Regions from separate parts of the Homo sapiens genome. Here region 1 is linked to region 2. A link is a contact called in ENCODE Hi-C or POLR2A ChIA-PET data. All regions are on one chromosome and are shown on one strand. The core of a region is the stretch at or near the end of the contact, and the rest is flanking DNA. Distances in the headings are between cores, read along the strand shown. Region 1 holds the start of ALDOC (aldolase, fructose-bisphosphate C). Region 2 holds the start of SARM1 (sterile alpha and TIR motif containing 1).

The links. Hi-C counts contacts between places; a loop is a spot of excess contacts on that map. ChIA-PET counts read pairs that join two places held with the same protein, here RNA polymerase II (POLR2A). Pooled maps may share reads with other maps.
Region 1: a map of naive thymus-derived CD4-positive, alpha-beta T cell shows a loop between it and region 2 (2.3-fold over the local background). The contact joins the promoter of ALDOC here to the promoter of SARM1 in region 2. A Hi-C loop is called at or near these places in 1 of 168 maps with a recorded cell type or tissue (naive thymus-derived CD4-positive, alpha-beta T cell) and 7 of 50 pooled maps. POLR2A ChIA-PET finds 5 or more read pairs at or near these places in 4 of 52 experiments (CD4-positive, alpha-beta T cell, HepG2, activated CD4-positive, alpha-beta T cell and 1 more).

What each region holds. Positions count from the first base shown.
Region 1 is chr17:28,574,619-28,579,437 of GRCh38, reverse strand. It overlaps ALDOC (aldolase, fructose-bisphosphate C), which reads left to right and starts at 2,543. Exons shown (of 9, transcript NM_005165.3): 1 at 2,543-2,637; 2 at 3,894-4,017; 3 at 4,104-4,315; 4 at 4,432-4,486; 5 at 4,582-4,742. The coding sequence starts at 3,906. It overlaps SPAG5 (sperm associated antigen 5), which reads left to right. Exons shown (of 24, transcript NM_006461.4): 18 at 1-73; 19 at 186-297; 20 at 686-766; 21 at 910-1,065; 22 at 1,146-1,220; 23 at 1,348-1,428; 24 at 1,668-1,864. The coding sequence ends at 1,739. RefSeq lists an enhancer at 2,141-2,320 and a silencer at 2,371-2,610.
Region 2 is chr17:28,369,972-28,375,401 of GRCh38, reverse strand. SARM1 (sterile alpha and TIR motif containing 1) reads right to left here and starts at 3,708. Exons shown (of 9, transcript NM_015077.4): 1 at 2,900-3,708. The coding sequence starts at 3,369. VTN (vitronectin) reads left to right here and starts at 5,095. Exons shown (of 8, transcript NM_000638.4): 1 at 5,095-5,262; 2 at 5,356-5,430. The coding sequence starts at 5,199. RefSeq lists silencers at 3,156-3,325, 3,646-3,975.

The DNA.
Region 1 (4,819 bases), core at 1,294-3,793, 210 kb before region 2:
CTGAGCTTCAGAGTCTTTGTTCCCTGCTACAAGAGTCTAAAGAAGAAGCCATCAGGACTCTGCAGCGAAAAATGTGAGTGGGATGCAGTTTTGGTGACAGAGGGACAGTGAGACATCCTCTTATGCCAAGGGTCCAACTGATCCCTGAGAGGACAGGAATGTTGCTAAATTCTTCCTTCCTTCAGTTGTGAGCTGCAAGCTAGGCTGCAGGCCCAGGAAGAACAGCATCAGGAAGTCCAGAAGGCAAAAGAAGCAGACATAGAGAAGCTGAACCAGGCCTTGTGCTTGCGCTACAAGGTGAAGGAGGGACCTAGAAGTGGGGCGATGAAGAACTGGGGCAGCTCTACTGGCCCACTGGGAGCCATTATCTCTCCAGGAATCTGGGTGGTGGGGATTTTCCAACCACTGCCCTAGTTTTGCCCTTCCTGGGGTCAGACATTTCACATGTCAGCTATGGGCTGACCTGTCTTCCCAGGCTGACTCAGGAGAGAAGTCAGGAACTCTAGCAGAGCTCTCCCAACACTGAAATGTGCCTTGCCTGGCTTGGCCCTGGGGAAAGAATTGGCGTGATATCAATTGGTCCCATGTGGGCTAAGCATGGGTCAGGCACTCTCTCCTACCTCCTGGCAAGGGCTGTGAAGAGACCAGCTCTTCATGTGTCTTCTCACCTCCCTTTCCCTCACAGAATGAAAAGGAGCTCCAGGAAGTGATACAGCAGCAGAATGAGAAGATCCTAGAACAGATAGACAAGAGTGGCGAGCTCATAGTATGTTCACCATCATGCCCAGGCCTTTGCCTTCTGTGTTACTGGTCAGCCAGGATCCCAAGTATGAGAAATGGTTTGCTTTTGTTCACCACATGTTGTCTATCCTTATGTCCTATTGGACACCTCTCCATTCTCATTCCCAGAGCCTTAGAGAGGAGGTGACCCACCTTACCCGCTCACTTCGGCGTGCGGAGACAGAGACCAAAGTGCTCCAGGAGGCCCTGGCAGGCCAGCTGGACTCCAACTGCCAGCCTATGGCCACCAATTGGATCCAGGAGAAAGTGTGGCTCTCTCAGGAGGTGACTCAGAGTTAACAGAGGAGCTGGACAGCAGGTGGGGACCCCAGGCTGTACCCCTGTTGATCTGGACATATTTCTAGGTGGACAAACTGAGAGTGATGTTCCTGGAGATGAAAAATGAGAAGGAAAAACTCATGATCAAGTTCCAGAGCCATGTAAGAATGTCCATGCCATTCCAGGGCCATTTCCTACCATCGTTAACAAATGCCCCGCCATGTTTCCCCTGTCCTACCAAGTTTGCTCTTTTATGCATAGGACTTATAAAATCTGTTTGCTTTCTAGAGAAATATCCTAGAGGAGAACCTTCGGCGCTCTGACAAGGAGTTAGAAAAACTAGATGACATTGTTCAGCATATTTATAAGGTATAGGCAGGAGGGAGGTGATATCACTAATGAACCTGGTACAAGGCCTGGCCCCAGGAGGTACTAATGAGCACAGATCTGGTTCCCAGCCTGTGCTGAGAGCTGGGCCTGAATCACTATTGCAGGCTTCTCTGTGGTGTCTGTTTTCTCCCCTCTAATTCAGCGGCTGCCTCCTGGGGCTGGGAGCCCTGGGCCTTAAGTCTGTGGTCCTGAGCTGCGTTTTCTGCCTCTCTTCCCAGACCCTGCTCTCTATTCCAGAGGTGGTGAGGGGATGCAAAGAACTACAGGGATTGCTGGAATTTCTGAGCTAAGAAACTGAAAGCCAGAATCTGCTTCACCTCTTTTTACCTGCAATACCCCCTTACCCCAATACCAAGACCAACTGGCATAGAGCCAACTGAGATAAATGCTATTTAAATAAAGTGTATTTAATGAATTTCTCCAAGCTTACGGAATCTTACTTTTTGGGTGAGAGGGGGCGGATGATGAAGTCAGGGAAGAAGCAGCTTGGGCCTCCTGCCTGGGCACCCTCCATAGATCCCTCTCCACCTCCTGCTGCATCCAAAGCCAAGGCTGCCTGCCCTTCCTCCCTTCCTCTGCTTTCACCAAAACTCTGGGCACTGGACTGCTTGTTCCCTGGCTCACCGCCTGGAGGAAACAGAAAGGCTTCATTCTCTTACTTTCCCCAGCCCCCTCGGGGGTATACCCTGGCAAATATGGGGGTGAGGACAGAGAAGCTCAGTTCATTACTTCCTGCCCTGAACTTGGGCACCTTGAAGATGCTTCTGCCCCACCTACTCAACCTGTTGTTACTGTTCTGGTGCCTCCTCTTCACCAGACTAAGCTTAATCCCCAGCATCCAGCAAGTGCCCGGCACGTGGTAAAGGGATTGTGGCAGAAATGAACGCAAGGTCATGGCCAGGCTCCCCGAGGTGGGAGGGCAGTCCCTAACAGCCACGGATGCCTGGCGGGGCGCTCACTCCACCTCGCCGCCCCGCCTCTGAGGGCGTGGTCTTGCCCCGGACACCAGTCCTGGGGAGGGGGTGTGGTCAGGGCGGGGCATGCAGGCCACGCCCCCGGAGGAGTCACGTAGCTCTGCGACATCCGCAGCCTCATTTACCAGAGGGAGCCAGGGCTGCAGCCTCATCTGTTTGCGGATCAGAACCCGAGCTGTGCTTGTGGCTGCGGCTGCTAACTGGCTGCGCACAGGTAAGGCCAGGCAAGGCGGGAGCCACTCAACATCTCCGCTTCATTTCCTTGGCTCTTCCCCTGCCATCCTCGTCCTGCTACCTGGGACTCCGGGATGTGCCCTTTCGACCCTTTCCTAACATCTTTGCTCCTTTCCGCGTACTTGAAACCCCATGGCTCAACCTCTTCTGTTCTATCCCTCTTCAGCTCTCCCAGCTGGACCTCAGCTTTTCCAATCCCAAATCCTCCTCTACTTGTTGGATTTTTCCTTGGAGTCTGTCTCTCCTACCCAGAGCATTTCCTTCTCAGCCTGCTCCCTCTCCTCCTAGGCTAGGTCCTCTCTCCAGTTCTCCCGCCTTCTCTGCCCCCCGGTCTAGGTCTCTCCCGCTGACTGGTTAGCCTGCATCACCACTAGCTCCCCTCAGTCTCATCTCTCTCTCAGGCTCTCTACTCCTTTCAGCCTTGGTCCTCTGCCCTCCCGTCTGGGTGTCTGAGTTGTGGGGAATTGAAGTGCTTCCTATTGCTATCCTCCTGCCAAACAGGTGAAGTGCTTCCTGGGCACAGAGATGACCCGGAGGTGTCACTAGCCCTAGTCTCCACACACTAACACAGCTGACCCGCTGGGCCCTCTTTCCTACATCACTGCAGCCCCACTGGGGCCAACCTCTGGTACTGGGTGGGAATAGGCAATAGGCATAGGCAGGCAGGTTTGGAGTACAGAAAAGGAGAAGCTGCAGGAGCCTGTGACTGGTATTTGTGCCACTCCTACTCCCTACCTGTTCTTCCAACCTTTTCCTCTAGAAGCTGAGAGAAGAGGGTGGCAATAAGTACTTTTGCCTCATTCTGAAGCCTTGGAAGTAAGTACACTTTCCCTAGGGGTCCTGTGGAGGATGAGAAAAGGGAAGCTGGAAAGGCCAGGACTTTTGCCTACCTCAACAAGGGACCAAGTTCAGTGAAAGAAGGGTTGGCATCCTTGATTGGGCAGCAGATTTATCAGAAGAGCTGTGGCTTCAGGGCTGCTCACCTCCCCACCCCCACCCTGCATCTTTCCCCAGGGCTGGGAAGGATGCCTACCAGGGACAAAAGGAGATGTGGGAACTGGAGCCCTAAGCTTGCTAGCTGTCAGAAGGACTGGTGCCACTTGATGCCCAGGACTCATGCCAAGGACTGCTGCCCTGTTCCCAGCCCCTTGCTTGATGGGGAGGCCATTTGGCCCATCTGGCCAGGAGAGGCAGCAGAGGGTGAGGTCTGGCTTTTTTATCTTGTCTCCACTCCAGGGAGCTGTCACCATGCCTCACTCGTACCCAGCCCTTTCTGCTGAGCAGAAGAAGGAGTTGTCTGACATTGCCCTGCGGATTGTAGCCCCGGGCAAAGGCATTCTGGCTGCGGATGAGTCTGTAGGTAAGTGGACATCTGTAGCCAGGTAGGGTACAGGTGGCTAGGGGACCCTGGGGATGTTCTCACTGCCTCTCTTTGTTTGCCCCTAGGCAGCATGGCCAAGCGGCTGAGCCAAATTGGGGTGGAAAACACAGAGGAGAACCGCCGGCTGTACCGCCAGGTCCTGTTCAGTGCTGATGACCGTGTGAAAAAGTGCATTGGAGGCGTCATTTTCTTCCATGAGACCCTCTACCAGAAAGATGATAATGGTGTTCCCTTCGTCCGAACCATCCAGGATAAGGGCATCGTCGTGGGCATCAAGGTGCAGCCCCTGGCCCTGCTCTGAATGGAAGCTGGGTGTGAAAATAAGCTTGTGTAGGAGGGGTAGCAAGGAGAATCCTGCCTGGATTCAACCCTCTGCTTGTACTTCCTCTACAGGTTGACAAGGGTGTGGTGCCTCTAGCTGGGACTGATGGAGAAACCACCACTCAAGGTATAGGATGGGTGGGCTTGAGGACCAAAGAGGTGTTAGATAGTTGATGCTGGTAAAAGAGGGGCAGAGTAATGAGGTTGGCACTGTGCTTGCAGGGCTGGATGGGCTCTCAGAACGCTGTGCCCAATACAAGAAGGATGGTGCTGACTTTGCCAAGTGGCGCTGTGTGCTGAAAATCAGTGAGCGTACACCCTCTGCACTTGCCATTCTGGAGAACGCCAACGTGCTGGCCCGTTATGCCAGTATCTGCCAGCAGGTGTGTGTGTTGGGAGGGTGGTGAGCTAGGTGCCCTGTATGCCTGGTGGGGAGAGAGTCACAAGGCTTTCTTCATCT
Region 2 (5,430 bases), core at 2,459-4,958:
TGGTCTCGAACTCCTGACCTCAGGCAATCTCCCGCCTGGGCCTCCCAAAGTGCTGGGATTACAGGCATGAGACACTGCTCCTGGCCGCCTTTCTGTGATTTCAAAAACCTGTCTCCTCCATTTATTCATTGAATATTCCTGGGAAAGCCATTTAACTACTCTGAGGATAGCTTCATTAAGATCCCCTGAAGGGGGTGGACTGTGAATATAGAGGGCTAGCAGTCATATGGGGACCTCACTGGGTGTTGTGGGGCCAGATTTGAAGAGCCATATTCTGTTGGACTTCTGGTAGTTGGAAGTCAGGAAAACTGTGACCTAGGCTCCTTGACAATGGGTGCAATAGCATCCTGAGAAGAAGAAAGCAAGAGGGAAGTGGCAAAAAGGGGTAGGCACACTGATGGAATTGTTTTTTTTTTTTTTTTTTTTTTTTTGACAAGGTCTGGCTCTGTCACTGAGGCTGGAAAGCAGTGGCATGATCTCAGCTCATTGTGACCTCCGCCTCCTGGGCTCAAGCCATCCTCCCACCTCAGCCTCCTGAGTAGCTGGGACTGTGCATGCCATCACGCCCGGCTAATCTGTATATTTTTTGTAGAGATGGGTTTTTGCCATGTTGCCCAGGCTGGTCTTGAACTCCTGGCCTCAAGTGATCCACCCACCTCAGCTTCCCAAAGTGCTGGAATTACAGGCATGAACCACCATGCTTGCCCAGAAGAGCCTTCTTTGAGATGAGGCAGTGGGGGCTTGGTTGGTGAAGGAGAAAAACATTTCATAAATTCGCAGTGTGTCACTCCCCTTCTCTTCTTTCCAGCCCCATTCTCATGCAGCCTACAAGGGGTGCAGGGACCCTCCCCTTCTTTTTTCTTTTGAGATGGAGTCTCACTCTGTTGCCAAGGCTGGAGTGCAGTGGCGCGCTCTCAGCTCACTGCAGCCTCTGCCTGCCGAGTTCCAGCAATTCTCCTGCCTCAGCCTCCAGAGTAGCTGGGGTTACAGGCACACACCACGCACCACCACCATGCCTGGCTAATTTTTGTGTTTCACTTGACCTCAGGTGATCTGCCTGCCTTGGCCTCCCAAAGTGCTAGGATTATAGACAGTGCCTTTTTTTTTTTTTTTTTTTTTTGAGACGAGTCTTGCTCTGTCATCCAGCGTGGGGTGGAGTGCAATGGCACAATCTCGGCTCCCTGCAACCTCCACCTCCCGGGTTCTGTGCGATTCTTCCACCTCAGTCTCCCCAGTAGCTGGGATTACAGATGCCCGCCACCATGCCCAGCTAATTTTTGTATTTTTTTTTTTTTTTAGTAGAGACAGGGTTTCACCATGTTGGCCAGGCTGGTCTCGAACCCCTGACCTCAGGTGATCCACCCGCCTGGGCCTCCCAAAGTGCTGGGATTACAGGCGTGAGCCACGGCGCCTGGCGGGGATCCTGCCTTTCTTTGGAAGTATTGTGATAGCAACCACGCACGTTGTGCTCTGTCCTTGGTCCTGAAGAGACCAGCGTGCGTTTCTTGAGACCAGGGACACTGGTTAGTGACTCTTCTCTCGGTAACTCTGAACCAGGTGAGAATTGCCATTTTTAACCTTGAGATATAGCAGTACTGTTTGCATCTTGCAACCCTCCTCTCCTTGGGCTGCTGGCTGTACTCACTCTCCAGGGATTGTAGTTATAGCTCCTGACTCCACATAGCAAGCCTGCAGGGCACACCTACCAGCCTTGACCCCACCACACCCAGTGAGCACATATTTTATTTGCTACCCCCTCCAAATTCATGGCCTATCCCCATCATGGCAACGGATGTCAGATGGGAGGTTAATGGCTTGCCAAATAAGCAGAACCCTATCTTGGTCTCCCAACCTAAATTGCTTCATTCATGCATTTTTGACAGTTGTATCTTTCCACCAATCACCAGGTAATTTTTTTCTTTTCGAAAATGGCAAGGAAAACACCCCCAACCCACTCCCTTCACACTTGTGAGAGCTGCATGAGCTGAAAGTGACTCTTCCAAAAACTCTTCTAAGCTTGAGAAGCTGGAGACTTCAGCATGAGACTGGAGTGTGACAGCTTGGTCTGCTCTGGCATCAGAAGGGAGGGAAAGTGAGTCCTTGGAGGTCTTCATACTCCAGGAGAGATCCCAAGAGACATGCAAGAGTGGCAACCAGGCCTCTGTTTGACCCTCTTGCGGCATCTTGGTGCTAAGTGGGGTGAAGGGAGAGAACACACACTCTGCCTGGTCCCCGCCGGGCTCTGCACCCCGGTGTCCTCTTCCCCCACCCATGCCTCCCAGCAGAAAACTGTTTCCCATCAGCAGCTGCAGAATGAGATCATGTCTGGCCTGTTGCAAGAACCAGAATGAAGGATGGAGCAGAAGTTGGATTGGGGCGGCAAGAAGGGAGTAAGCAGCCTCAGGCCAGCACGCCTTACAGCCTGGGGAGGAGGGAAAGGAGAGGTCTCCCTCCCTCTTTTCTGAGCGTTGTGTTTCCCTTCTTCTCTCATTGGGAGAGGGATGGGATGATGGCGAGAGAAGGTGTCATAGACGGGAACCCAAGCCGGTGGGAAGGAGAGCTGTGGGCTTGGGGGGCGGGGGAGAGGGAGAATTGGCAATAGGATGCCATCTCCATCCATAGAGCCAGGGACGGACTCCTGTCCTGTAACTCCATTCCTCACCCCACTAGCCCTGGGAGCAAATCTTAGTTCACTGTGATCCACTGAGCAAGTCACTAAACTTTCCCAAGGCTCAGTTTCCTTATCTGTGAAACAGACAGGCTGACCCCTAACAGAGATGTAGTGCAGGCAGTCAGAGAGGTGAGGGAGGCAAAGGCACGGCGCAAGGCACACGGGAACGCAGGCGCTTAACTGTCCACACCACGCGGCGCTCTCCCAACCCCGGCCTGGCGCGCTCACCGGTTCTCAGCCACCAGGATCTGCTCCAGCAGGCGCGCGGCCTGCACACGCGTCTCCAACTCCGGCGCCTGCAGCAGCCGCAACAGCAGGTCGAGGCCGCCATCGAGGCGGATGGCGTCGCACAGACCCTGGGCTACCTCGCGGCCCACGGCCGGCAGCAGCCAGGCCTCCTCCACCAGTTGGAAGACCTCGGCCAGGCCGGCGCCCACGGCCCGCGCGCCGCCCGCCTGCTTCAGCGCGGACAAGGCCTGCTGCAGCTCCGGCAGCGCGCGCTCCAGGGCGTCCTGCACCTCGGTGCCTGCCCCCGGCGACACTTCGCGGGGCCCGCGGCCACCCGCAGCCCACCATGGGCCCGTGCCACCGCCCCCATCTGGCCCAGGCACCGCCAGCCGCTCGGCGCCCGGCCGTGGGCCCGACATGGCGAAGAAGCGACACAGCTTGTAGGCGGAGAGAAGCAGCGTCAGGACCATGGGCGCGGGGCCGCGGGGGACATCCCCGGCCTGGAGGCGGGGCCACGCGGAGAGACCCGGGTTTTGGGAAAAGAGGGACCCGAGAGGGGTCGGGGAAAGAAGATGGAGGGGGAGGAATGGAGAGAAGGGTACCAGGCAAGGGTGCCGGTCAGAAGTTTGGGGGAGGAGTGTCGGCAGGATCGGGGGAGCGGTTGGCAAAGGTGATGCAGGCCCAGATGCAGGGAGTGGGCGAAAGGAGAGAGCGAGCAGGCGAGGGATGGCTCCGGACGCCGTAGGGTAGAGGAGGCGGCGGCTGGAACAAAGCGTGGCCTGGGCACGGGCTCGGCTGAGCTGGGAGATGCTCGGCAGCAGCCACGCCCCGGAGGAGCAGCGGTCCCCGGCCGACGCCCCGCCTCTGGGTCCCGCGGGGCTCCTCCAGCCTCCTGCAGCCACGCCCCGGAGGAGCAGTGGTCCCCGGGCCGACGCCCCGCCTCTGGGTCCCGCGGGGCTCCTCCAGCCTCCTGCGCAGCCCCACCCCCAAGCCGTCCCCAGCCACGCCCACGCCCCTGGCCAGCCTTCCCTAGCCCCTCAGTCAGTCGCAGCCACCTCCCCCTGCGCTGGACTTGGAGGAAGGGGGTGGAGAATGAGAGGACGCTCTCCGTTCTCCGCCCCGCCTCCCCGCCCCACGTGACATCGGTACGTGGGAGCAACACCGCTGGATGCCCCCTCCCTACTAAATGGTTAAAACAATCATCATAACTCTTAAGGCCCTTTTATGGCTGTTTCTTAGCGAAACCTCACAACATGCCTATGGGGTGGGAATTGATGTTCCATTCCACAGCTGACTCCACTGAAGCCCATGAGGAAGAAATTGGCCCAAATCACAGTCCCCTCTGATTACAGAACAGAAAAAGTCAGCTAAAATCTCAGGATCACTTTTTTCAGGTGATGGGAGGATTTCAGAAGTTCTGTGGACACCTGAAATTGGGCACAAAATCAGGTGTTTCATGCCAGTGGGCATTTTCCAGGTAGAGGGATCATATTTCTCTCGAGAGTCTAAAAGTGTGTTGAACAAGCCCACTCTTTACAGATGGGGAGACTGAGCCTGGGGACAGGGAGTGGCCTGCTCAGAAAAGACTCAGAAATTAAATCCAGTCCAGTGGGTTGATATTTACCCAAATTTCCAGCCTGGGGAGATTGATGCACCCAAGAGAAGAACCCAGAAATGAAACTTTGTTCTTTTATGCTAAAAAATAAAATTCCCCAGAGTGCTTACAATCTCTCCTCCCACTCCCTTTTTCCTGCCCTAAATAAATAATGGCGAATGAGCACCCAGCCAGGGATGTGTCTGATCAAACAATCATGGATCAATAGCTATGTTTGGAGAAGGAATTTGTGGCTGCTCCAGCTACTGGGCATTTTGTCTGGTCCAGTTCATGTAATCTCCCAACACCCCATGAAGCAAGGCTTTGTTAATCCTATTTTACTGAAAATGAACTAAGACTCAGAGAGATAAAGCTGTTGCCCAATGAGCCTTCTTTCTGCCCTCCAGATCCACGGTGCTAATTCCCCTTCCGATGACCTAATGATTCTGAGCTTGGCAAAGGTCTTATCTCCCAGCTCGCCCAGGCCCAGTGTTCCAGGAATGTGACCTTTGCTGCAGCAGCCGCTGGAGGGGGCAGAGGGGATGGGCTGGAGGTTGAGCAAACAGAGCAGCAGAAAAGGCAGTTCCTCTTCTCCAGTGCCCTCCTTCCCTGTCTCTGCCTCTCCCTCCCTTCCTCAGGCATCAGAGCGGAGACTTCAGGGAGACCAGAGCCCAGCTTGCCAGGCACTGAGCTAGAAGCCCTGCCATGGCACCCCTGAGACCCCTTCTCATACTGGCCCTGCTGGCATGGGTTGCTCTGGCTGACCAAGGTACAGGGGAGTGTTGGTGGCCATCTGGGTCAATGTAGGGAGGGCGAGGGTGGTCTGGGCTTGGTGGCACCGACTGACACTCCTTCCTCATAGAGTCATGCAAGGGCCGCTGCACTGAGGGCTTCAACGTGGACAAGAAGTGCCAGTGTGACGAGCTCTGCTCTTACT